3 separate regions of the Mus musculus genome follow, and all the other regions are linked to region 2. Evidence: chromatin loops called from intact Hi-C (ENCODE). Cell type or tissue: gastrocnemius. All regions are shown on one strand. Links, peaks and the distances in the headings refer to the core of each region. The heading gives the core; the rest is flanking DNA.

Region 1 (8,336 bases), core at 91-8,090, 160 kb after region 2:
ACACATGACATGTCATAACAAATTTAACTTATCCTTTCTGTTTAGTTCAAATAACTTTTAGAAGATTCCATCCCTTCAGGGTGGTAGAGCAAGGATCAAGCCAGAAAAAAAAAATCAGTCTGGGTAGGAAGTCGCTGAGCTAAGCCAATCTAAAATCCAAATTCTGCCACAAATAATCCAGAAAGCATATTATAAGTCTTCTGTCAACTCTGCCCAGTCATCACCTCTGTGGGGCTGGATTAAGGGGGGTCAGGTAGTGATGGTGGGCTACCCTGGGATCTCACAGACACCAGATCCTAAATGACCAAGGATATCTACTTCAATAAACTCATGGCTCCCACAATAAGCCACATATTGCTCTCAGCCTAGAAAAAGAGCCTTTGCTTTGTTTGAAAGGTTCTAGCCATTCCCCTACCACTGCTGAGAAAAACAAATGTGCTCTCTGCCCTAGTTTGCCTTTCAGTGTTGTGATATATATATGTGTGTGTGTATATATGTGTGTGTGTGTGTGTGTGTGTGTGTGTGTGTGTGTGTATTGTGTGTGTGTTTATAATACGATAGATAGATAGATAGATAGATAGATAGATAGATAGATAGATAGGATAGATAGATGCAGAGTGTGTTGGCACAAGCCTGTAATCCTAGCACTCAGGAGGCAGAGGCAGGTGGAACACTCTGAGTTTAAGGCTATCCTGGTCCATATAACAAGTTCCAGGACAGCTGGGGCTACATACAGAGACTCTGTCCTGGGGGTGGGAGGTGGATTATACTTGCCCAAATAAAACCCAAATGTGGCTGTTCATGGAAGTGCTGAGAAGGCAGATTTAAAACCTATCCCTCTAAGCTTCAGCCCCTCTTCTGTAAGGGAATAGAATTCCTTTTCAAAAACCTCTTGTGGAATTGTATAAGATAGAAAAGCCTATAATAAATAGCTGGTGCCATTATTTTCAACAATGCGGTTATCCTTGGTCTATCAGAACTGGGTAAACAGGAACTTGGGAAATGGCTTAGTTTGTGCAGTGCTTTTCATAAAAACATAAGAATTCAGATCTTCAGCACCTGAGTGAAATGTTAGATGCGTTGGTGTGCACCTTCAGTGCCAGCATTCAGGAAGCCAAGACAGAGGCTCCCTAAGGCTTACTGAACTGGTGAGGAACCCTGTCTCATATAAGGCAGAGAGTGACTGGGAAGATACCCAAGGTCGATTTCTGACCTCTACCCTCTACACACATACACACATATTCTCTCTCTCTCTCTCTCTCTCTCTAGCCATTCAACTTCCAATTATCAATTAAGTGAAGCCAAAAGTCTATGTCTAAGAAATAATGTGAACCCAAGAAGGTGACTGTCACTGGGTCTAGGAAAGAGCCACAATCCAAGCATTACCTTGACCCCTCGACTTCCTTAAGGATTATCAACTTATATTACAAACCCACAAAAGAAGAAAAGAAGGAAGAGTGGGCTTAAAAAGTCAAAACACTGTTCTATAAACCCAAGGAATTCCTTTTGCCCTGGCCCCTTAATTTAACCACATCTTATTTAAGCTTCGGGCTTCTTCATCGCAACATCTCAGATCACTGTGAAAGTCCTTCCTGAAAACTAACCACCAGGACCTCTGCAGTGCCTAATTCCCTGTTGCTTGTGTTGTCTCTAAAACCTTCTTCATATTTCTTCAAAATCACTGATGAAGGCTGAGAAAAGAAATGTAAATGAGGATAAAAGAAAGCCAAAAGGGTTTTTAATAGGTAGCAGTGGGTGGGCTTAAAGGACAAGCAGGTTGGGATGGGAACATTTGTAGGATAATAATTACAAGACCAAATCAGCCAAAGTTGTTGGAGTGAATAAACTTTCTCCACTTCCTCAGAAAGAAATAAACCTGATGAAGAGAGAGACAGAGACAGAGAAGAGAGAGAGACAGACAGAGAAACAGAGAGAGACAGAGCAGAGAGAGAAGGCAGAGTAGACCAGCAGGCCTCTTACAGAAAATCCCTGTGGACTATCAAGATGCCCCTAACTGAGACACACCACGGAGGTTATTTTCTATTGTATCCTTTAACTTACACCCACAGCATAAAGCTCCTTACACAGGTTCAAAGCCAGCTTCAGGTCCTACTCCCTGCTTCTGACTCAAGTGCCCAAAGAAGGAATGCAACTACTCCTGTGTGCTTCTGATTTTAGGTACAACATGTGGCTTGACTTAGACAAGAATTTGTTTGATTTAAAGATTCCATATGTACCACTCAGGTGTCTGTCCCATCTATGGTAATCAGATGTCTATCGTGTGTAAACCCCTGTCAGTTCAAAACAAGTACATCTGTCTCCTGCAACAAACACCTCTTCAAAACTATATGAGTCCTTTGTGTCTGTACCTTGGTATAAAGAGATAACCTGCAAGCAGAGGCTCAGCCTCTTTCCTCATTAAGGTCAATTCTTACATAGAAGCTGATTTCAATTGAAGGAGATGGTTAGGAGCAGTGAGGAGTACAGCTTTGACTAGAGAACCTTGCATTAACTGAAGTCAGACCGGCTCAGTGACAGAAAGATTCCTTCACAGTGACTAAGAAGATACATCCCCTATAAGAAGAGAAAACATGAGCCTAAGTTACAGACCAAAGTGGGAAACAGGGTTAGGACCCGCACCTGTCCTCCAGAAAAGACATGAGCTAATGCTCCCAACTCCTGTACCAAGAGGATAGATGCATTATCAGTGGCAGGCCCCAAAAATGGGAAAACCGCATGTGGCTGCTAAAGAATTGGCCCATTGGGTGCTTCTCACAACCCTGAGTGTCTCTAGCTGCAGCAGAAATCTAGGAATGTCCAGGGGGGGTCGCTAAAGCCATGCAGGAGACATCTTTCCCCCTCTAAAGCCAGAAGGCCCTGCCCTTCACTCTGAACCTATTGAATGAAGAATGAATGAAATCCGTTCGCCTTTCTGTCTACCTCCATCTCAATTTCACCCGTTTCTCACATCCGTGGCATTATTTCAGAAGCATCTGCCTTGATCTGTCTCCAGGTCTCTAACAAGATCAAAGCTCTTAACACCTGTTTTGCTTGCTAACTCCTAGGCTAAAGAAAAGGGGCAGGGTCCATCCCGAGGCAAGGGGAGGGCCCTGACTTACACTCTTCCCAAGCAGAAAACAGTTTGGGAGGCTGGACCAAGGAATACGCCAAACCAAGGTTGGGTTGGCAAACGCCCCCTGGTGGAGAGGCTGTTATGCTCATCCTGCTATTGGATTTCATGTTGTTATCCAAGTAACAAATAGAATTAACCCAAAACCACAGTAGGATAAGTGTATGACAGTGACCAGAAAAGTCTTTTCCCCACACCTTTATCTTAAAACAGCTTTCTATTGCTCTCTTGTACAAAATTTATCTATTATGGTTAGATATTTATCACAATTGGTAATTATTTGGTTATGTGTTCCTGGTTTATTTTCTATCTCCCACCAGGAAAAGCTCCATATTTGAATAAAAAGAAACACCAATGATGAAAACAGTATAACGGAATAAATCTACCAAAATAAAAAAAAATCCTGAACTCCTGCCCAGATTTTATTAGCAGAGTCACAACACCCCTACCTCCCTCTGCACCTTCCCTTCCCTACAACCAACTGTGCACCACTCAGTAAACTTACTTAATAATTCTCCAGCTCTCTGTAAGCACTATGTAGAGAGCATAAAAATAAACAAGGGCCCGAGCTCCAGCTCAGAGCAGAGTGCTTGCCCAGCACGCACAGATTCCCAGAACTGCAAAAATAAATAAATAAATAAATAAATAAATAAATAAATAAATAGGCTGCCACAGACAAGGACTTCAGAAATTCAAAAGGGGGGAGGGGGCACTTCTCTGGCTGAGTTTGACCAAGGCAGCCATGATGATGTGGTTCCAGGAGCAAGCGGATACTGCAGGGGAGAGACACAGCTAAGGAGAAGGAGCCACCGTTTGACATTGAGCTTATGAAATGTAAACCCCATAAGGCTCAAACTAACACTGCAAGAACACGTGTGGGGCTTTGGAGAGAGGAGACAGGGCAAAAGCCCTAGTCCAGGTTCTGTCCCACTTGTCCCTACCTGTCCTGATCAGGTCTCATGTCTGGGATATGCAGGATTCAGACAGGGCAGGGTGCCCATTAAGCCCCCATCCACATGTCTCTTGCCCTCCCCCCCCCCACTGAGTTCTTTATTAACAATGAAATGATTTCTTAATCTCATTACTGAGAAAAAACACTGAGCACAGAAAGCATATGCTACACAAATTAAGTTGGGTAATTTGCATACCTGAGCAAAGAGATAAAACCCTCTCCCTTCCTTCTCCAGAGTCAATTTTCCTTGATCTTCTGACATCCTATGTCAATAAATATCTATATTTCCTCACGCCCAGGACAGAAGATGCTGTTAAATGTCAAATGTAAAGTAAAGTTTGTCATAAAAATCCCTCATAAAGAAAAAAAAAAATCTCCCAGCTACCTTCACTGGAAGATGGAGGGAGGGTGCTCTGTTAGGTCTGATAATGTCTGGGCTGACCGACACCCTGCTTCCAGGAGTACCCCAGACCACCTTTGTGTGAAGCTCTTAGGAAAATATGTGACATTCAGCTCTTCCTACCACCCTGTTTCTGCTGAAGCCCAGGCTGGGTTTTTTGTTTTTTTAAATGAAACACACCCAGTGTATAAACAACCAATTTCTCAGTCTGAAGTCTAGATTTCTTAGTTAATATGTTTTCAAGTTCTCCTTTCCTGGGATTACCATATGCAGCCTCCCACCTGGACAGGGCACAGGTCAGGAAATAAAGTGGTTGCTCTGAGCACCCTCCTGAGGGCCTCAGGAGAGCGAGTGGTGTGCACAGACAAGGGTGACTGTGTAGTGGGCTAGCAAGTAAAGGACAAGCCAGCACTGCCTCTCGGCTGCTGTTTCTCTTTCTCTGCAGACCTCCTCTGATTATAGCAGATTTATAGGGGCCCCAAAGCAGCCCAGCATCTTAGCCATAAACTTCCCAGAAAGAAAACTCGTTGAGGTTCCCTTGAGAGGCGATGAAAAAATAAATATCAGGGTTTGGTACAAACACATCAGCCAAGACCAGAGGTGGAAGAGAGCCAGTTCCCTATAGCTGGTTTAACTCATTCAGGATTTGTACACACACCGTACACAAGAAGTCTAGCAAACAGACTCCTGTTTACAGACCTACTCAGATAAGCACACCCCTCTCCTGGGAGCACAGTTCCAGTCGAGTACAAACACATACGTGTATACTGCACTCATACATGCATTCAGACGTCCAGGGAGTAGCCTTATCCCCAGCCCCTCCCCCCTCCTCAGTTACTGACTGCAGGGTGGGGCACAGTGGAGGTGAATGAGGGAATGTCTGAGAGCAAATGTCTTGCATGTGTCAGTGTATCTTTGACTACGTTCCAGGAAACAAGACAAAAAAAATTGTTTTGTTTTTTTCATTATTCAACATTTGTAATGTGGTCCACAGTCTTTTAGTACACCAGTGCACTTTGGGGATCATCTATCTGGTGTGGGGAGGCTCCTCTGTGCAGTTCTTAGCTCAGGGGCCTGGCTCACAAGGAGTACAGTGATGGCTTCCATTCTTCCTTTGCACAAATTGCCTGTGCTCTCAGAGCTTCAGTCTCAACCTATGTAAAGTAGGTTAACCTATGTAAACTCTATTTAACTCACGAACAGTTGCATTTGTTCATGCTCATTGTGCAAAGCATCTAGAATGACATATAAGGCACAATATCCAGTAAACCACAGTGATTACCGTCATCGTTGTACTGGGCACCAGGGTTATAAAGAAGTCATGTGGAAAAGAGCTGGGCTTTTCTCTTACAGGTTCTAGAAAGCATGATGAGGCTGGGCAGATAAAAGGAAAGCAAAAGAATGTAGAAACCGAGAGCTTATTTCAGCCCAAAACACAATTTAGTCTCCTAAAGTCAGGGCCTGCTGTGAAATTTTAAGCAAAATGCTTAGATCAATTATTTTCCTTTCATTGTATCATCTGTATGCCCTTAAAACACTTCACATCTCAGAGGGGAGTTCTGGAGGCAGAAAGGACTGGTTTGGTTTTGTCTGGAGACAGGATGTTACTATGCAACCCAGCTTGGTTTCATACCTGTGGTCCTTCTGCCCTAGCCTCCAAACACTGGAAGTACAAGAGCCAACATGCCTGGGGTCAAATAACGTTTTGAGTTGTTTTGTTTTGTTTTTTTCTTTTTTCTTTTATGGGGCTGGAGAGATGGCTCAGTGGTTAAGAGCACTGACTGCTCTTCCAGAGAACCTGAGTTCAATTCCCAGCAACCACATGGTGGCTCACAACTATCTGCAATGCGGTCTGATGCCCTCTTCTGGTGTGTCTGAAGAGAGCAATACTAAATACATAAAATAAATAAATAAATCTTTTAAAAAAAACTTTTATGTTATATGTATCTGCACATGTTCATATATGTGCTCACGCATGTGAAGACCAAAGATCAATGCTCCAGGTATCTTGCTTAGTCACTGTCTACCTTATGTTTTGAGATAGAGTCTCTCACTGACCCTGGAGCTTACTGACTGGACTAGACTGACCAGCCATCAAGCCGCAGGACCTTCCTGTCTCTGCGGTTACAGGTGCACAGTGCGATGCTGGGCTTTTGATGTGTGTTCCTGAAATCTAAGCGCAAGTCTAAGCCACCATCCTAGGCAGCAAGTGCTTGACTCACTGCAACTTATAATTCACTTTGCACATTTTCATTTCAGAGTAGGGCCCCTTCTGAGGCCTTCAGACCAAACTAGAACACCCACAATGTGTTTGGCCAGCTAGAGTCTTCACCTTCCCACTTTCCTTAATTGTCCCTATTAACCCAGAAAAATATTCTTTGTGTTTGACTTCAACACATTTCCCCTAACATTGACCTTCCCTTGTCCTTCATTCTTACTGTAAATAAAGTATATAAAATTCAAGACCTTAAGGAGAGTTCTTAAAGGCCCGCCCGGTAACGTTTTTCCCATCAACTGTGCCTCCAGGTCTCTGGAATTCTGTGCCTTCTATATTTTGCTTGTCATTATCCCATTAGAAATCATCACAAGAGATTTTTAAAAGCATTAATTTAGCCCCTGCCACTGTATTCTTAACCAAGCAGGCATCTGGTCCCTCCTTAAAGCCTTTGAAAGTTGAAAATATTCGAGTTCCCATTACAGATAGTTAAAAACTCCTACCTCCATCCCTCCACCCCCATAGCTGCCTCAATTAGCATCATTACTATCGTCAAATTGTCACCCACTTGATTAAGGGACAGTACAACCCCGGGGCGGGGGCATGACTTCTATGACCTCTCTAGTTCCTTTCAGTCCATCCATCTGAAACAGGGGAAACAAAGTTGGCCACAGTCCCAAACTATGCAATGCCTGCTGCAGGGAGGCCCCTGAGGACCAGGCAGACTCCAGCGTGGGCACAGCAGGCATTTTCTCAAAGTAGGTAGAGTGCCAAACCATAGTGACTGGTGTGGGAGGCCTGGAGACAAGGAGGTGAGCCAGTACTCCTCCCTTCCTCCCCAATTCAACTTTCCCAGCCTGAGCCCCTCCTCTTGGGCTCTCAAGTCCAAAGTTCCCAGATCCTTCCTGCCTCTTACCCTAAGTCCATACCCCAGGCCACGTGACCCAGCCTGGGGCTTCTTGGAGGTTCAAGAGTAGGCAGGTCACTTGGTGAGCTTGTTTAAAATGCAGATTTAGTTTCAGTAGCATGAATTATGGCCCGTGATTCTACACGCTTAACGAGTTCCCAGGTGAGGCCTGTGCTACTGGACCACGAATCATACCTGGAAGGGTGAGGAGCTAAATGATTACAGCAGTTTCTCTAACAGTCTCCCAGGAAGAGTCCATCTATCCAACTCCATCTGTCTATCTATCCTCTAGACAGCAATGAGAATCATACCTCATACCTTCCTGATTCAGAAATCTCCCTCCGTGGCACAATACACAACACAAACCTGGCTCATAAATTCCACAGCAAATGTGGAAAAGGATATCCTTCATAGGAGCCTCACTTCCATGGCTCAGAAGGTCCATGGAGCCTAGAATTACTGTCCCATATCTTCTCCAATCTGCCTAGCCCTCTTTTATTTCCCAAATTGCTCCACAAGCATCCTCCTCAAGGAAGCACCTCTTGACAAACAGCTCTCTGGGTTTCTGCTCACACCTTCCCCTTCCAAAGAAAGGATGTCTCAATCCCTTCGTAGTTACAAGCTCTTCATACTTCAGTACCAGGCTCACTCTCTCTACTGGGTATAAATTCTCCCCCACGAAGAATGGTATATGTTCTCACAAGGTTTTGGCACTCAGAAAAGCATCTAAAG
Region 2 (8,336 bases), core at 102-8,101:
ATTGACACCCTATAATTATCTATTATCTACTTACTTGTGATAATTACAATATTAGAGGAGGCAGGTCTATGCAGACATAGTGAATCCAAGCTAGTATCCAAAATGAAAATGAAACTGGATCAGAGATCAGAGTACTTCAACAGATCTCATCATTTCTCAGCAGTGTTCAAATCTGTAAGCCCGACCTCCTTGTTTTAAGAGTAACTATTTTTCTTCTATATTCTCTCCCTCTCCCTCCCCATCTCTCTCCCTCCAATTATCCAGATAATTGCATGAATTCTTCCTTGAATACCACTGTGTAGTCAGGGTAGGGGTTTCAGCCGGAAGTGGAGGGGACAGGATTCCACACAGGGAGAGGGAGCTGAGTGAGTCCGGTGTTCCTACATTCCCAGACTTTATAGTTCTGTCTAGTGTTACATTGTTTCTTCAGGCAAAGATCTTTGTTTCCCTTTCAGTCATATTTCTCCCTCCCTCTCCCTTTCTCTCCCCCCCCCCTTTTTGGTCCCTTTAAAGGAGACTCAGATCATCTTGTGCTCTTAATAGATGACTATAAAAGTAAAATTAATTCCCCCCTGCCCTTTAATATCAATATCTCTCTGTTAAGTATGCACATCAGCGAGAATAAACAGAATTAAGTGCTACAACTCAAACCAGCAATTATACCCAAGGTGGTTTTTTTTTTCTTCCTTCCATGGGTCTGGCATATCTTGGGGTGTTCATTCTGGTGCAAGATAACCGGGGCATAGTTGTTTATTTATATTTTTTACAAGCTCATCGGAGCACGATAGAAAAGCAACTGTAAAGGCAGAGAGAGTAAGAGCGGAAGGAAGGAAGTCAGCGCCAACGTAGACCAAAAGGAACCACCCAGAAATGTAGAAAAAGGAACCGGCAGAGGTCCCCAACATCGGTAGAAGGACAGAAGACACGCACGGAGAAAGGTTTATGTTTTGTTTTGTTGTTTTTTAAATTTCAACTTGGAGCTCAATGAAGAAAAGGCAAAATATAGGCCAGTGGACCAGAGGACCGGAAGAGGACCAGTCATAGCTCACAGTGTGCCGGGTCCAGATGGAAGGAACTCCAGACAAACCCCAGTGGCAGGATAGGCACAGTCCTGAAGGCTGGGGGCTCGCCCCTTGAAACCCTCTTCGCAGGCTGCCTGAGTTCTTTTGCTCTCCTTATCATCCCCATCTTTATGACGAGGCTTGTTAACATGACCAGCGATCTGACCACGCACATCTATCTCCACCGCACACGCACTCAGCCGAGCAGCTGAGCTGGGGGGACTGAGAGGCACTAATTAATTGATTCCTTGGACTGTAAAATATGGCTGTGTCTACACACACGGAACCTGTGGACTCATAAACAATATGTCTGCAGATGTGAGTGCACTGTCTCTTAAAGAATTTTTCTATAGTTATGTGCCTATTAGAATCCAGGATTTGAAAGACTCAAATAAGATTGCTTTTTCATAAGCCTCAACACAGTACAATGTCAGAAAATTCTGCAAAAACTTGGGTTATGGAATAGGTTTTCTCTGCTGTTACTGTAGACACACAAATTGGCTTCTGACTGCTAAGTGTTAGGATCAAAATCAAAGCCCAGCTGAGAAGGCCTGAATGAAGCCTTTGCCCTTCCTGGGAGAAGGGGAATGGGCCCAGGTTCAGGCCTTACTTCATAATGCTGCTTAGGCTCAAGATTATAATATTAATATATATATATATTTACAAACCCTAACCTAAAGGAGCCTAACCCTAACCCTTACCTAGCTCTCCAGATCACTGTCCACCCCTTAACTATCTGCCTGCATAGAGCATTGCTATAACATGCTTGCATTAGTCTTGGAAGAATGTGTCTTGAGATGCATAAGTAAATAGCTCTAACAATTCTATATAATCATGATTCCATAGTGAATCTTGATGCAAATAGGCGTTAATATGTTCTCAACAGATACCAGCTTCAGACAAGAGACACAACAGGAAACTAAAAGTGACCATTTATACAACAATGTTTGCTGACATACATGGCTATTTCAAAGACAAAAATACTAGGCAGAAATAGAAAAACACAAATAGAAACACAAATAGAAAAAACCAATTAACCAGTGGAGTTTGTCATTACCAATGTCATCATTGCTTCCTGATTTTGGGTGACTCTTTTAAACCCGGCTGTGTTCCCTTCATTCAGCACGGCAGAGATGGTCTACCTTCCCATACCTTCAGCTCTGGCTCCAATATTTATTTTTAAAAAAATCTTCAGAGAAATGTATACCACAAATAATATGTGCATCTAAAGAATATGCCAATATAATTTACATATTTTTTCATATACTAGGCTGATATGCACTTTGTATGTGTGTAAGAATGTGATATAATTCTGAGTTTTTACTGCTGTAGTAATATTTGGGTGCATTTCATGCAATAGTTCCATATGCTACAGAATGTAGATACACGTGACTAAATGAACTCAGAAAAGCACACCCTTTATGTAGGATATATGAAAGCCTTGCTTACAAATGCAAATAAATTCTTGTTTGTGAATCTAAAGGCTTTGGTTCATCTATTTTCGGTATCTCACTCTGTCATGCAGCAGATGAAAGTGCCTCTGTTATATAGTATAAGAAAACATCTTATTTGTGCATTTTAGTCTCTTTTCATATATCAGTTTTGGCCACAACAGAGCTAAGTGTGTACTTATGGAACATCTTCCCATGCTTCCGAGTGAACCCTCTGCTCCCACAGATGGTTTTCCAGACAAGGTTCCATCCACTCAGACAGGTCCTTGAAGGAAGTTCTCCACTCTCCACTGGATGACAGAAACAGGCATTCCGAAGACTGGTCTCCAATTCCTCAGTAAAAAGGCTTTTGACTTGAAAAGGGGAAGCCACACGTTGGCAAGGGGCTAGTTCTCAAAGGCTAAAGGATGGGTCTACTTAAGGCTCAATGCCAAGCTTCCGCACAGGCCTTAGGAGAATCACCACTGGCAAGTTTGGCTAAGGAATCTTTTTAAGAACCTTAGTTTCAGCAGCCTAGGTAGTACCTCAGACACAGACTGTTCTTCAAGGTTCCTTGCAAACTCAAGGGACTGGAGACTGGGCGGCACCAGGTCCCAGAGACACAATCTCCACCGCTCTGGCCAGCAGGGGTCATCCCGTCCTTCCTGGGGGCCTGGCAGCACTGGGAAACCACCGAGCTGCTGGCGCTGTTGGGATCAGAGCTGCCGGGATCAACCAGTGCTTTCTTTGGGCGCGCTAGGTTTCTTCCCTGAAGTGAACCAGGGACGAGATTAGTCAGAGATCTCAGAACCTTCTCCCTGTCTCCTGCCTCCTGATCCCTGCCTCAAGGCCGGGCACCGAGGAGGCTTGAGTCCGGGAGCGGTCTAGGCGCCCGCGTCATCTATCAGCGGCGACGAGCCTTTGTCTCGGGCCTCCTCGGGAGAAGCAACCACCAGAGCCGGCTAACCGCGCTCAACCGCCCCCAAAGGCTGCGATCTAGCGGGAGAGGCACGGGCCATAGACCTTTGCGCTGAAAATCGGTAACTGTTCGGAGGTTCGCTGCCAAGAAGAGGCGTCCGTCCTCTCTAAACCGAGACGAAATGTGTGCGGGGCTGCGGCCGGCCGGCGGGTGGGTGATCAGACTCAGGCTCCGCACCGCCTTCCGCGTTCACAGACGCACACCGCACAGAGGTCTGGCAGCTCCAGGGTGCGTTTCTACAGCGGCCTGGGCCCTGCAAACCCTTCCCTGCTTTCCCTACACACACACACACACACACACACACACACACACACACACACACACACACACACACGAAGGCCGAGCGGGTGGGCGGGGGTGGGGTGGGGGTGGGGGGGCTCGGCCTGCCGGAAGACTAGGTCTCCGGGGTTTGCTTTGTTTGCGGATCTGGGCCGGTGGTCCCTGCTTCATTCTGAGTTTGAGCCATCGATCCAAGGAGCTGTGTTTCCGCCTGCATTAGCATCTACGGAACTCGGACTGCCAACCTCTTCTCTTGTCAGCTAGGTAATGGCGTAGGCAGTGCAGATCAGCGTGCAGAACTTCGTGAATAATCGTGTCCAATACAGACTTGATTTGGGATGATAGAAGACTATATACACGCAGCAGACCAATTATTTTCCTACCTAGATTATTCAAATAATCCCATTTTCTTGCTCATTTAAGACCCAGTTACAAGCACAAGATGCCCTTTTTCCCCTTAAAATTGGAGTCAGTTAGACTGAGAAGCATAGTCAAACAGTTGTAACAATGATGAAATCGCCACCTAGACAGAGAGACCCAGGTGTTGCTTCTTGGTTTGAGAAGAGAGCTGTAGTGTTTTTCCCTTCATTAACTTCCTCAGTTTATTGGATCTGGGAGCCTGTATAGAACACCATCCCACAAAGTGCCCTCTATTTCATATTGGAAATGTCTGGGAATATGTCAAGGGAATAAATTAGAGACCACTTACTACTCATGGTCTTCTTAACATCCCCACATCCTATTTTAGGCCAGAAAAAATTTTCACTGTATATATATCCTGTGTAGATACATCATAAGAAATGAATAGCCATTTGCTTGGATTCACTGCACTTCAGATCCACTCTCCTATATTCAGATCCAAAAGCCATCAGTCCTTACCCCAGCTCTTCCCTGACAGAAGCCGACCTCCAGGTTCTCCTGAATTCTAGGGAAAATTTTATATAAGCACCTCAGGGCTTTTTTTTGGGGGGGTCTCCTTCCCACCTGTATCCAGGCTCTACAAGGGAGTTGGGAATTAGGAATGAAGGGAGAATGAAATTTGATTTAAATGTGCTACTCTCTATGGTTAGGGTCCTAAGAAAAGAGAAGAGAGATTTCAGGGCTGAAGGCATGGTTGACTCCACTGAGACTCCCTGCTATTCTAGGCTGGGCAGGGGGGGGGACATAGAGATGGAAGAATTTGGATAAGACCCTCCCCCCCCCCCACTGCAAGACTGGAGTCAGACAACTGAGACGGGGTAATTGATGGGCAAGAGGTAGATTCAAGTGTCCAGGCAGAGGGAAGGCATTTCTTAGAGAAAAGAAGAATCCAGTGGAGGTGCTGCTGCTCCAGGGGAACAATGCATACCACCCCAGCTTTGAGTCTGGCTCTGGCTCTGGCTCTGGAGAGGCCCTGAGAGGGTTGCTGGCTTCAAGAATTGAAGACTATTTCACCAGCTCTAGGGGTCTTTTGTCCCCTGCCTACTTATTTCAGAGCACACAAAATATCTTCTCAGAGTGAAGCTACCAGTTTTGAACCACAGAGTTGCAGCTCTTGGCCCACCAGTCATTAGCCAACATATCCCAGCCTCGCTCCCCACCCAACAACAGTCTAAGGACCCCTAGTCACAGCTCTGATTCTTTCCTGCTATGCAGACCTCTTTTCTGAAGCCAGTTTTTCCTCCTCTAGGCTGTCCACATTAATTTTTACAGCCCAGTGACTCTTCAAAGCTCCCTCTCCTTCCCCAGTCTACCGCCCCCCAATTTTCTCTCTGCCAGTAATTGCTTGGGACTAGATATGGCAGCTCATCAACAGATCTTGGTTGGTCATATATTTTTGTTACCCATGCAACTGCTCTTTCTTTATTATTACACATTTATTATTTTTATCATTCACCTGAGCTGGAGAAAATAAAATAAACAGCTAAGGGCCTAGGGCTTCTGTTCTTTCTGGGTAGAGGAGACTGTACGTGTGTGGGGGGGAGCCCAGTTTTAGAAATGGTTCTCAAAACATCACATCATCATACATCCATGTTTTAATTATTAATATTAACATGATGAAGCAGCTCTGTACAAGGACTATATAAAGGGAAAACGTGCTAAAGACAGATGCTTGAATAGGGGAGTACACTACACAGATCTGGGAAGGGAAGTAAGGAATACTGACTACCACAGGAACTACAGAGTAGGTACCAGAGACACAATCAACAAGACAAATATTGACAAAGAAGCTCACAGAAGTCAAGTTTAAAGCAAAGGAAAGAGAATATTGCATAACTTTGCCTCCTTCCTTTTGGGGTGTTCTAGTCTCTTTCCTACCAGGCTTCAGGAATCAAATCAGAGTGGTGGAGCTTGAATCTAGAGACCACCAGTCATTGGAAGTGCTGCACAAGGGGATACAAACAGGGAGAAGGGTAGTACTCCATTCCCATGGCCCTGTCACAGGAGATTGTGTGGACAGCTGGAGTGGAGATGCTTTGTGGGAACTTGAACATAGATGAACATGTGTAGTGGGAGGGGAGATGTGTCAGGTGCCCAATGGAGGATCAAGGCATGTGATTGTATTTCCTCTCTATTGAGCCAAATGGAAAGACCAAGAAGCTGCCTGCTTGCAAGTTTAGTAGGGAGAGAGATTTGGACCCAACAGTTTGCTTGTGTCTCTGCACAATCCTGTAAACAAACTTGAAGCCACGTGCTATTGGGAGAACCCAGTATTCTGTGGCTTGTCCTTGGAGAGTTGGGAAGCCTCTCTTCACCTCAGTGGGCGGTTTCACACTGCTCAAGCTGCACTTAGCTCTGCCCATCCCCTACTTCTCGATCCTGTGTTCCCACAGAAGTGAGGCAGCAGACAGGAAGCTGGTGGAAAGAGTAAAAACAGGGTGCAGGAGGGCTGGTGGGTTATCTGGACTGTTCTTTCCAGAGCCGGCCAGCCTCATAACGTTGGGTCTGGGGCTGAAGGCTGAAAGGATTTGTGAATAAAAAGCCTTGTCTTTGGCCTCCAACTGAGTCTGGGGATGAGCCCCTCCCTCTTCAGCTCTGGCCCCGTACTCGGTGGCTAGCTGGCCCGGAGGCGGAGGCAGCGGATCCTGAGACAAAGGGCGATGTTGGGGGGCGGGTAGGGGATAGAGAGAAAGGAGTTGGGTGGGGGACTGCAGCGCCCCCTCCTTCATTGTCACCAGCCTGGGAAACGGGTTGAGCTGGGCCTCTGCTGCCCGTAGCCCCTTTAAGGGTAGATTCTCCTCCCGCCTCGTAAATTACGCCGGTCCAGCCTCCGGCCGGCCGTGACCGTGAACGCCAGCGGGAAGAGAGAATCAGCAGGCCCGCTGCTGTAGGTGCCGGAAACGCTCCCTGCCAATCAATACCGCTCTCTGCAATCCCTTCCATCACCTCTTTGGGCGTCCCGGAGGGCCAGGTGGGGGTCTCTGGGGGTGGCTAATGAACCGGTGTCTGTGTGAGTTTGGTTCTCAGTTCCCCCTGTTTACCGCTTCCAGTCCACAGTTGGCGTAAGTGATGGGAAAAGTAGCTAGCACACCTGTGCTCGCCTGGGACAAGCTGGGGACTTAGCAGCAGACTGAAGACCTTGAAACTTTTCTAGATCTGTCCTGGAGAGGATCCAAAGCTGTTTAGTCTATTTTCCTGCAGGGTAGTCTGCCAAATACAGATGCTTCAGCCCAACCCAGTGCTCAGGCTGGAGGACTCAGATGTGGGTAGGATCCAGGCCTTAACAATCATTCTCTCAAAGGACACTTTCCTTCTTGGTCCCTAGCTTTCTCTAAGCCTGCCACAGCTCTCTACCCTTGCCCTTAACTCATTCCACGGGTCTTCTCTGTTGTAGTTCCTACCTCTCAACTCCATCAATTATGAGTTTGGGCACATTGGTTCTAGTGTCATCAACCTTGTCTGCTCCTCCAAGTATAGAGACTTAAGACCAGAAAGGGAAGTGGTGGAAGGGGGCGAATAAGTGTCTGGGCCGCTGCTTTCCCATAACCTCAGCGGGAGGCACAGCAGCTCCAGTCCTGCCTCAAATAAACCACCCCTGCCCAGTGTCCTAGCCTCCTCTTGTTTCTCCTGGGCTTCTGCCTTCTCCGGCTAGGTTAGGTTTGTTCCCTTTTCTCGGGGACCCGCAGGGCCTGCTGAGTGTGTGTGTGTGTGTGTGTGTGTGTGTGTGTGTGTGTGTGTGTATGTGTGTGTGTGTGTGTGTGTGCAGGAGGGAACCACGAACAAAATAGACAAGAGACGTCCGGGAAGGGCCTGCCAGAAGGCCTGGCGTTGTAAGCGGGACTATGTCCCAGGCTGCGCCCCCTCTTGCTCCACCAAGGCAAGCTTAGTCTGGGGCTAGCACGCTTGTCCTGCTCCCTAGAAGAAGGAGAGAGCTTGCTCCCTCAGCAGAAGTCTTTTCTTTTTCATTCTCCGGTTCTGGAACCAAATCTTGACCTGCTGATCACTAAGATTCAAGCGGTCCGAGAGTTCCCTCCGACGCTGGCGTGTGATGAACTCGTTGACCAGAAACTCGCCCTCCAGCTCAGCCAGCTGCAACTTCGAATACGGCTTGCGCTTCTTTCGCGAGCGGCTGTGGATCGGGTACCAGGGCGCGCCTGGGTGGAGATG
Region 3 (8,336 bases), core at 153-8,152, 180 kb after region 2:
TCTGTGAAGTAACCACTCGTACTCTTCCAAGCTGTGCATGTTGTGAACAGCAGACTACAAAGCCAGTTTGGACTGAAGGCAGATGCCGAGACAGGACAATTAAAAAATACACACTCGTGTGAGAGAGGCCGGAGGCTGGGGGTAAGGGGGTGGGGAGAGCATGCATCTAAACATTAGTCAATAATCCTGGTGACAGATAAATGGGTGTTATTATAAATACTATTCCAGCAACTTTTCTGTTTTGTGGGATTGGTATTTTTTAAACTAAACTTAGGTTGAAAAGAAAACAAGAATACTCCAATATGAAAAGTGATAGAAAAGTTCCTCCCTGCAGATGACTGTTATAAACAAGTCTGCCTTTGCTGGGGTCGGGGGTGGGGGTTAGGGTGGGGATGGGGGTGTGAGATGGACCCAGAATGATCAAGTTCCAAATTAAGAACTTTAGATTAGAGAAGTGGGTGGCCTGAGAAACTCCCTTTGTCTTTGATTTACAACCCCAATTGTCAGCAGGTAAAAAATGCCTGGAAAGAAACCACAACCTTGGCTCACGTTAATATGGTTATAAAAATACATGCTGTTATTGTCATTTTGTAGGACTAACACAAATTAATAAATCAGGGCCCCAAGCTTGAACACTGAGCAGTATGGGGGATGAAGGTAGAAAAAGCTACCTTACAAACTGAGGTACTAAGCATGTCTTCAAGAAGTAGGGATGCTTGAAAGGCAGTGAACAGGAAGCAGTATTTTTTTGAGCTGCAGATAATGTCCACATATCATTTTATTAAGCCACCATAACAGCTGTGTTAGTCTGTTGTGAGGAAATGCCTGAGGTGAGATAACTGTATAACGAAGGAGGTGTGTTCAGCTCACAGTTCTCTAAGTCTGAACAGTGCACTACTGGCTCTCCTGATGCTCCTCTTGTTGGCAGAGTCCCAATGTGGTGTGGGACAGCACATAACAGGAGACAGGGAACGTGTGTGCTGCTGCTGCTGCTGCTGCTGCTGCTGCTTCTTCTTCTTCTTCTTCTTCTTCTTCTTCTTCTTCTTCTTCTTCTTCTTCTTCTTCTTCTTCTTCTTCTTCTCTCCTCCTCCTCCTACTCCTTCTTCTCTTCCTCCTCCTTCTTATTCCTACTCCCTCCTTCCCTCCCCTCCCACTCTCTCTCAGAAAGCTATCAGTACTCAAGCATGACAGTCTACCATGACAACCTTTTCCTGTCACCTTCCAGAAGCCCCATTTCTGAACACCTGAATTCACGTCTTCTTCTTCTTCTTCTTCTTCTTCTTCTTCTTCTTCTTCTTCTTCTTCTTCTTCTTCTTCTTCTTCTTCTCCTCCTCCTCCTCCTCCTCCTCCTCCTCCTCCTCTTCCTCCTCCCCCTCCTCCTCCTCCTCCTCCTCCCCCTCCTCCTCCTCCTCACTGTGTTTAGAACAGTCTTTCTATATTTCATTCATTGACCTCAAATTCATAATCTTCCTGTCTTGGAGTCCTGAGTACTGGGATTACAGTTGTGTGCCATCATGCCTGTCTTTCAACCTTCCTCCTCCTTCTCATGTGTGTATGAGGTACACAACTCTGTATGCAAGCAAGGGCCAGAAGAAGGTACTCTGCTCTATCACTATATTATTCCTTTGAAACATGATCTCTCACTGAACCAACAGGTATGCTGGCAGACAGTGAGCTCCCTGTCTCTGTCCCCTACAGCTCTGAGGTTGTGGGCATACACTGTACCTGAAATTTTTACATGATGCTGGGGACTTAAACTTGGGCCCTCACGCTCATGCAACAAGCACTCTTTCCTGCCACACCCTCTCCAGTTCCATTTTCTATCGTCTTCATAGTGGAGTGGAGATTAAATTTCAGCACATGAACCAAGTGTGGTAGGTACATCTGTAACCCAAAACTGAAGAGGTAGAGGCAGAAGGATCAGGAGTTCAGGGCCAGATGTGGCTACGTCAAATTTAAGGCCAATCTAGGCTGCATGAGACCCTGTTTCAAAAAGCACAAAAACTAAATCAATAAATTTCAATACATGGGCTGGTGAGATGGCTCAGTGGGTAAGAGCACCCGACTGCTCTTCCAAAGGTCCGGAGTTCAAATCCCAGCAACCATATGGTGGCTCACAACCATCTGTAACGAAATCTGACTCCCTCTTCTGGTGTGTCTGAAGACAGCTACAGTGTACTTACATATAATAAATAAATAAATCTTTAAAAAAAAATTCAATACACAAACCCTTGGGGGGAAGCACACTCAAATCATATCCAATTCATAGCAATGACTCAGTAAGTGTTACTGTTATTTTTACTATTGTATTTGGTGGAGCAAGAGGGCTTAAATCATTTCCCTGGTTAAAAAAAAAAATCAAAAACAATAGTTGGAATTTGGAACTGGCTCTTTGTGACTTTGAAGCCTATAATATCCTTTCTGTATCAGCACCTTGCCTCTATGGAGAATACAGAAGTTCCAAACAGGGCAGAGTGGTGTACACCTGTAGTTCTAGCAGGGAGATCGAGAGTTGAGGATCATCCTCAACTACATAGTAAATTCCAGGCCAGCCTGGGCTACATGAGACCCTCTCAAAAACAAAAACAAAAAAACAAAAAACAAAAAACAAAAAAAAGGACAAAAAGGAAGGGAAAAGGAAGGGCTGAAGGACAAGGCACAGCTTCTGTCAACATCTTTCCTTTCCTTTCAAATAGCTAGATAGGTCAGAGACAGAAAGTCCCACCTAAACCATCTTCTGCTAAATCCTAAACCAATCCAAAACCAAAAAGTCTTCAGACAGTGATAAGAAAGGAGATTCCAAAGACCACCCACCTCCCACCGTGGCTTCTCCAGGAGCCCCCACAGGAGATTTTAACTCTAATGCCTTTCCCCACAACTTCATCATCTCCCTCTGCTTGCAGGTTAGTGGCAGTCTAGTAAAACATGTCTAGACACCAATTATAAGTAACCCTCCTGAGACTTCACCAATCTATTCCAAAAACTCACTATCACCTTCCTAAGGAGGGGGAAACTCTCCTGTCCAGATAAGGACATGCTAGGGGAACAAGTGGGACTTTGATTTTTCATCTGCCAAAGGATGAAACCAAGAGGAAGGCATTCTGGAAAGATGGTGGCCCAGTGGCAGGAAGGTGGTTGTGATTTCCCTGACAAATCAAACACCTCTGGATTTGGCTTTCCCAAAGCTCAGCAGCCACCCAAGGCTTCCAGATGCCGCTGGCACACACTGTTAAGAAACATCTGCCACAAAGAACGGCCCCAACTGGGACAAAGGCAAGGAAGAAGGCAGACGGTGCCAGTTTAATGAGGATGGTTTAACAAAACACCCTTTAAGCTTCCTAATTCACTTGGCCATTTGCTCCTCAGAATTAGCTGCCAATCAGGAGCAGACGGGAGAGAGGGATGTTTACTAGAGAAACACAGACTCTCCCCATCCCCAACCCCAACCCAGAAGAGCATAGTACCAGTCACCCCATTCCAGAGCTAAGGATGCACAGGGATGCGGGGAATGAGGGCTGAGCCTATAGGTGCTACAGCACCCTGGTTTGATTGTTCTTGACCAACAGAGGCCAAATTAGAAGGATCAACCACAGACCCTCTATGGCTCAATCCTGTGTTCAGCCCTGAGCTCACCACACCTACGGCATTCTTAGAATTTCTCAATCTTTCTTGGAAATGTCAGGCATCAACACTGACCTGTCTCAGGCGTCTCTGAATGTCAGATAGGAATATGGACTTTGAGATTAAGGGATAATGGGTATTTTGAACATATGACCGGAACAATTTGAATTTCAAAAAGAAGAAAGTCCCAGATTCCCCCCCCTCTGCCCCCCACATACACACACACACACACAGAGAGAGAGAGAGAGAGAGAGAGAGAGAGTAGGAGGTTGACAAAGCAACCGGTAAGGATTCTGGTTGTATTCGGAGATATGGCATGACAATTTAGAATAAACCAAAGAAACCTCAAAAAAAAAAAAAAAAAAAAAAAAAAAAAAAAAAAAAAAAAAAGCACTGATTGCAGACCCTGGGGGATCACTCAGACCAGCCCACATGCCTTGGCATCACCATTCCTCAGCCAGAGTCTTTCTAGAAGGGTCCTACAGTTTGTAGATGCAGTATATCTAGGGACAGTCCCTGGTCTACCATCCCAGCCTCCAAAACAACAAAATCCACTCAGATTCACCCCAACAGCCTTCAGAGTGCCGCCCTTCCCAGCCAGAGGCAGCCTGCAGCCCTGAGTCACACTCTCTTGCTTGCTGCTCCGTGCCTCGCAGCAGATAATTGAAGTGTGAGCGCCCTCTACCCTCTTTCTGGAAAATGGCAGTTTCCTCAAAGCTGGCAAAATCTCACAAACTCACACACACACACACACACACACACACACACACACACACTTTACCCAGACATACAACTTCAATTTCTTGCACGGTTTTACTTAATTTAAAAGACAAGTTAGTAACAAGGCCTTGGTATTATTCCATACAATGTGAATGTGTGTGTTAGAGAAAGGAGGGAGCAAGAGGCTGGAATACAGCTCGCCTTCTTCACAAGGCTCTGGGATTGATGAAAACGGGGAAATGGAAAGGAAGAGATAGGAGGGGGATGGAGGGAGAGAGGGAAAACATAAAAGAATAGTCCATAATCAAATGAATATATGGTCCACAATGAATGTTGGTTAGAATACTCGTTACTTGGAAGGATGGGGAAGTACAAAGGGAATTTTCAGCACTTGCTACAAGTTTCCCAATATCACGTGTAAATAAGCTCACAGATGGATTCCCATTAATGTGGGTTGAATGGAAAGACAGGAAGTGGACGATTCCTACACAGTTTCAACCCCCTTCAAGTGGACTGCACCAAAAGTTTCTAAGTGATAAGACCTGGATTCAAACGACTAAAATCATATGTTAAATGAATGAGTTTTGGGTTTGATCTCTGGCACTGAACAAAAATCAGATTCCAACTGAGTATTAGACAGGCAAACTCCAAGTTAGACAATTTAAGCACCAAAAACAATTATTTTTTTCAAAGGAATTAAATCAAATCAACATCCCTCCCTTACCTTCACCCCCCCCCCAAAGTTAACACCGACACCATCACTACCAAATTGCCGTATATCTATTTATATATAAGGCAAAGAATAGACTTTCTTTCCTGTAGGACCTTACGAATAAAGCATTCCATGGGTGTTCCACTGCCCTCAAAATAAGTGGCAGATGTATAAACCACAGATTGGAAAGGTTCATTATAAATTAAAAGTTAACAGCAAGGTAGTTGGTGTCATCACCATTGATAGAAGACTCAGCGAATGCTTTGTTTACCTGAGTTGGCCAATTAAAGAGTGCATTCCACCTCAGGTCAGTCAGGGAACCAGCAAAGTGGCATCTTGATGGTGGTGTAAGGCTGGAGCTGTGACACTCTTGCCTCCCAATCAACCAGACCTCATGGCTCTCCTTCCACCTTGATGGCCATCCAACCCAAAAGAAAGCAAATTAAACAAAAGCAAATAGATAAATAAATATTTTTTAAAAAAACTCTACACACATTCTAAACCAGTTCACCAGCACTCTCAATCACATTTAAATGTTTAAGATCCACTTAAACATTTGCTACACCTACTAACATGACCAGGCTGTGGTGGCACACACCTTTAATCCCGGCACTCAGGAGGCAGAGGCAGGTGGATCTCTGTGAGTTCCCATACAGCCAGAGTTGTGTAGAGAAACCCTGTCTCAAAAAAGACAAAAATAAACCAAACTACACAAACAAACAGATACCGATGCAGATCTAGGCTCTAAAATATGGTAAATCTGAGTCTAGTACTACGTGAAGAAGAAAGAAAACGTCTCAGTAGTGACTGTTACCTGTCTCTGGGGAAAGAGATGTGAGACCCAGGTGGCCTCCCTGAAGTGTTGGGAAGAAAGCTGAGTGGCTGAGTTCAGCTCATACAGAAGGAGACAAATATTCAAGCTTTCCTCCTAGGAGTCCTCAGGAATGACCCCACCAAACTGTTTACCAGGCAACTTTCCCCGACCTGTAGACTTCATCTCACTGCATTCTTCCGGAATGTTCCTTCAGAGAGTACTTGCTCTCCTTATCTAAAATAAAACTCCTCTGGGTGGAAGCTGACTTGTGTTCCTGTAGTGAAGCTGGAAATCGTAATTCTGCAAGTAAACACTTCTGGCTGTAACCAAGTCCTTGACTGGATGCTGTGCCAGTCCCCCAAGCAGAAGTATAAGCTTTTCCTTAACTCACGCGCTGGCCACCATTACAGCACCATCCTAACCCACAGACGCTGGATTCCGAGGCCACAAAACCCTCACCAAATATCTACCCACACCATATAGAGTCTATCGGATGTCAACCAAGATCCATATAAATACACCAAAACAGGTTTGCTTCTTTCCCTCCCTACTTACAGAGTCCCTGCTCCGTGCCAACAATACAGGGATTTCCACTGTGGGTAAAGAGCCAGATGTCCATAACTTCACAGAAGGATACAGGTTCTCCATACTACCTACAGTATTTTTTTTTTTTGGTATGGTTGTGAGCAACCTGGTGTTTCTGAGACCCTTGAGAACAACTTCAGGATAGTTTCTTTATTCGTGATCTGACACATTAAGAGATTCGGTTACAGCCGAATCTCTTAATGTGTCAGATTACACAGAATCCGATTGTGGAAGGAAGAGATCATTACTAGGGACTGGGCCTTGCACCAGGTGAGCACTCTACTACTGAGTTATCTCCCCCATGATTATCTCATTTAGTTGCCCAGGCTGGCCTTGAACTCACTGTGTCTCTCAAGATAGCTTTAATTTGTGGTCTTCTTGATTCAATGCCCTGAAAAGCTGAGATTACAGACCTATTAACAACAACAACAACAACAACAACAACAACAAAAAGACAGTCAACTTGAGAAATCAAAAGAGACAAATCTGAAAAGCAAGCATCCCTACCTTAGTTCACAACAGACCAGACAGGCAAAGTGGGATAAAGCGAAACAGGGTGTAATGGACCAAGGGGTTGGAAAGGGGATGCTGACCGGACAAATGGATTTTCTTTCTTTTTGTCCATGGTCTCTCCTCCCATTTCTCAGTGCAGCTTTTTATCAGTCCAGATCTCCTCAGGAAAAAAAATCTGGAGGAAGACAGGGGGAAGACAACCATCTGGTTTACGTTCCAATCTAAAGCTTAGTCTAACATAGGGAGCGTTTGTAGACAAAGAGCTCTGAGCCACACTCGTTTTTCCCAAGAAGCCCTGCTAGGTAAGTCCTGATTATTCCCACCAATTCCCTATTTCCTTCTAAGCATATGTGATGTTTTGTATATGCTTGGGCCAGGGAGGGGCACTATTAGGAGGTGTGGCCTTGTTGGACTAGCTGTGTCACCTAGGCTGGGGGGGCGGGGGGGCTGCGGATTAATACCCTAGCCCTAGCTGCCTGGGAGTATTCTGCTAGCAGCCTTCAGATGAAGATGTAGAACTTTCAGCTCCTCCTGCACCATGCCTGCCTGAATGCTGCCATGTTCCCACCTTGATGATAATGCACTGAACCTCTGCACCTGTAAGCCAGCCCCAATTAAATGTTGTCCTTACAAAAGTTGTCTTGGTCATGGTATCTGTTCGCAGCAGTAAACCCTACCTAAGACAGCATATAATGTAGACATTCATCCAAGAGTCCTGTCTGTCATAACCTGTGTCTGTTTCTAGACTAGTAGTTCTAAGTGGTCAGAGCCTGCAGCCTCCTCTCACGTGAACCTCCTCCCTAATGCCATGACAACACCCTGCATATAGATGGTTGAGAAAATGTCAGCTTTCTCTCTGGGTATCTTCCTTCACACCTTACCATGTTGTTGGGTGTTTCCGTGTCAGGGGCAGGCTGCTTTCTCTCTCTTTTCTCTCTTTGCTCCTAGACTCTGCTTAGTTCCTCTCATAGCCCCATATAACTTCTCTACACCCCACCATCTTCACAGGAAAGCTGTTTTGTGGTGGGGGGGGAACACAAGATCACATGAATCAAATGAAGGTTGCATTGTACCTCAAATTTCTGAGTTCTTATCAAATATAATCAGTATGACTCCAGTCAAGACCCAATTACCTTCTCATAGTTCGTGTTTCACCATCTACAACAAAGGGCCTCTAGTGCTGTGCTTCCTGGGGGACACTCCTTATCTTCATTCTCTAGCTCTATCTAACCCCTGATCTATCTTGTGATTTCTGTGTTAAGAAAAAAGTCCAACTCTGCGGTTTGGGGTAAACAGAAAGAATGGAATTGAGGGGCTGGAGAAAGATGGCTTCTGTTAACAGTGCTTGCTGATCTCATCAGTTCCTAACTC

What was found. A loop is a pair of places that touch in the nucleus more often than their neighbours do. Peaks named below come from ENCODE experiments on the same cell type or tissue, not always from the same donor. Only the 100,000 strongest peaks of a DNase experiment are listed, where the experiment ranks them.
Region 1: a loop joins it to region 2, with 2.8 times the contacts of the local background. A loop is called at or near these places in 7 of 42 quality-filtered maps.
Region 3: a loop joins it to region 2, with 5 times the contacts of the local background. A loop is called at or near these places in 12 of 42 quality-filtered maps.

The regions. Positions count from the first base shown.
Region 1 is chr15:102,780,106-102,788,441 of GRCm38, reverse strand. The region is part of intron 4 of Gm36560 (a long non-coding RNA gene); the gene reads right to left. Among named protein-coding and RNA genes, the nearest start is that of Gm36560, 30 kb to the right of the region's middle. In gastrocnemius, for the core only: a CTCF peak has its summit at 3,204 (motif pointing left); DNase peaks (open chromatin) are centred at 2,830 and 3,191.
Region 2 is chr15:102,938,266-102,946,601 of GRCm38, reverse strand. It overlaps Hoxc12 (homeobox C12), which reads right to left. Exons shown (of 2, transcript NM_010463.2): 2 at 7,993-8,323. The coding sequence ends at 8,085. It overlaps Hotair (HOX transcript antisense RNA (non-protein coding)), which reads left to right. Exons shown (of 2, transcript NR_047528.1): 2 at 771-2,540. Among named protein-coding and RNA genes, the nearest start is that of Hotair, 5.5 kb to the left of the region's middle. In gastrocnemius, for the core only: a CTCF peak has its summit at 3,142 (motif pointing right); no DNase peak of the experiment used is centred there; H3K4me3 peaks cover 2,904 bases; H3K27ac peaks cover 1,968 bases.
Region 3 is chr15:102,757,914-102,766,249 of GRCm38, reverse strand. Gm36560 (a long non-coding RNA gene) reads right to left here. Exons shown (of 7, transcript XR_001781775.2): 3 at 7,046-7,140; 4 at 5,325-5,463. Among named protein-coding and RNA genes, the nearest start is that of Gm36560, 7.8 kb to the right of the region's middle. In gastrocnemius, for the core only: a CTCF peak has its summit at 4,281; a DNase peak (open chromatin) is centred at 4,269.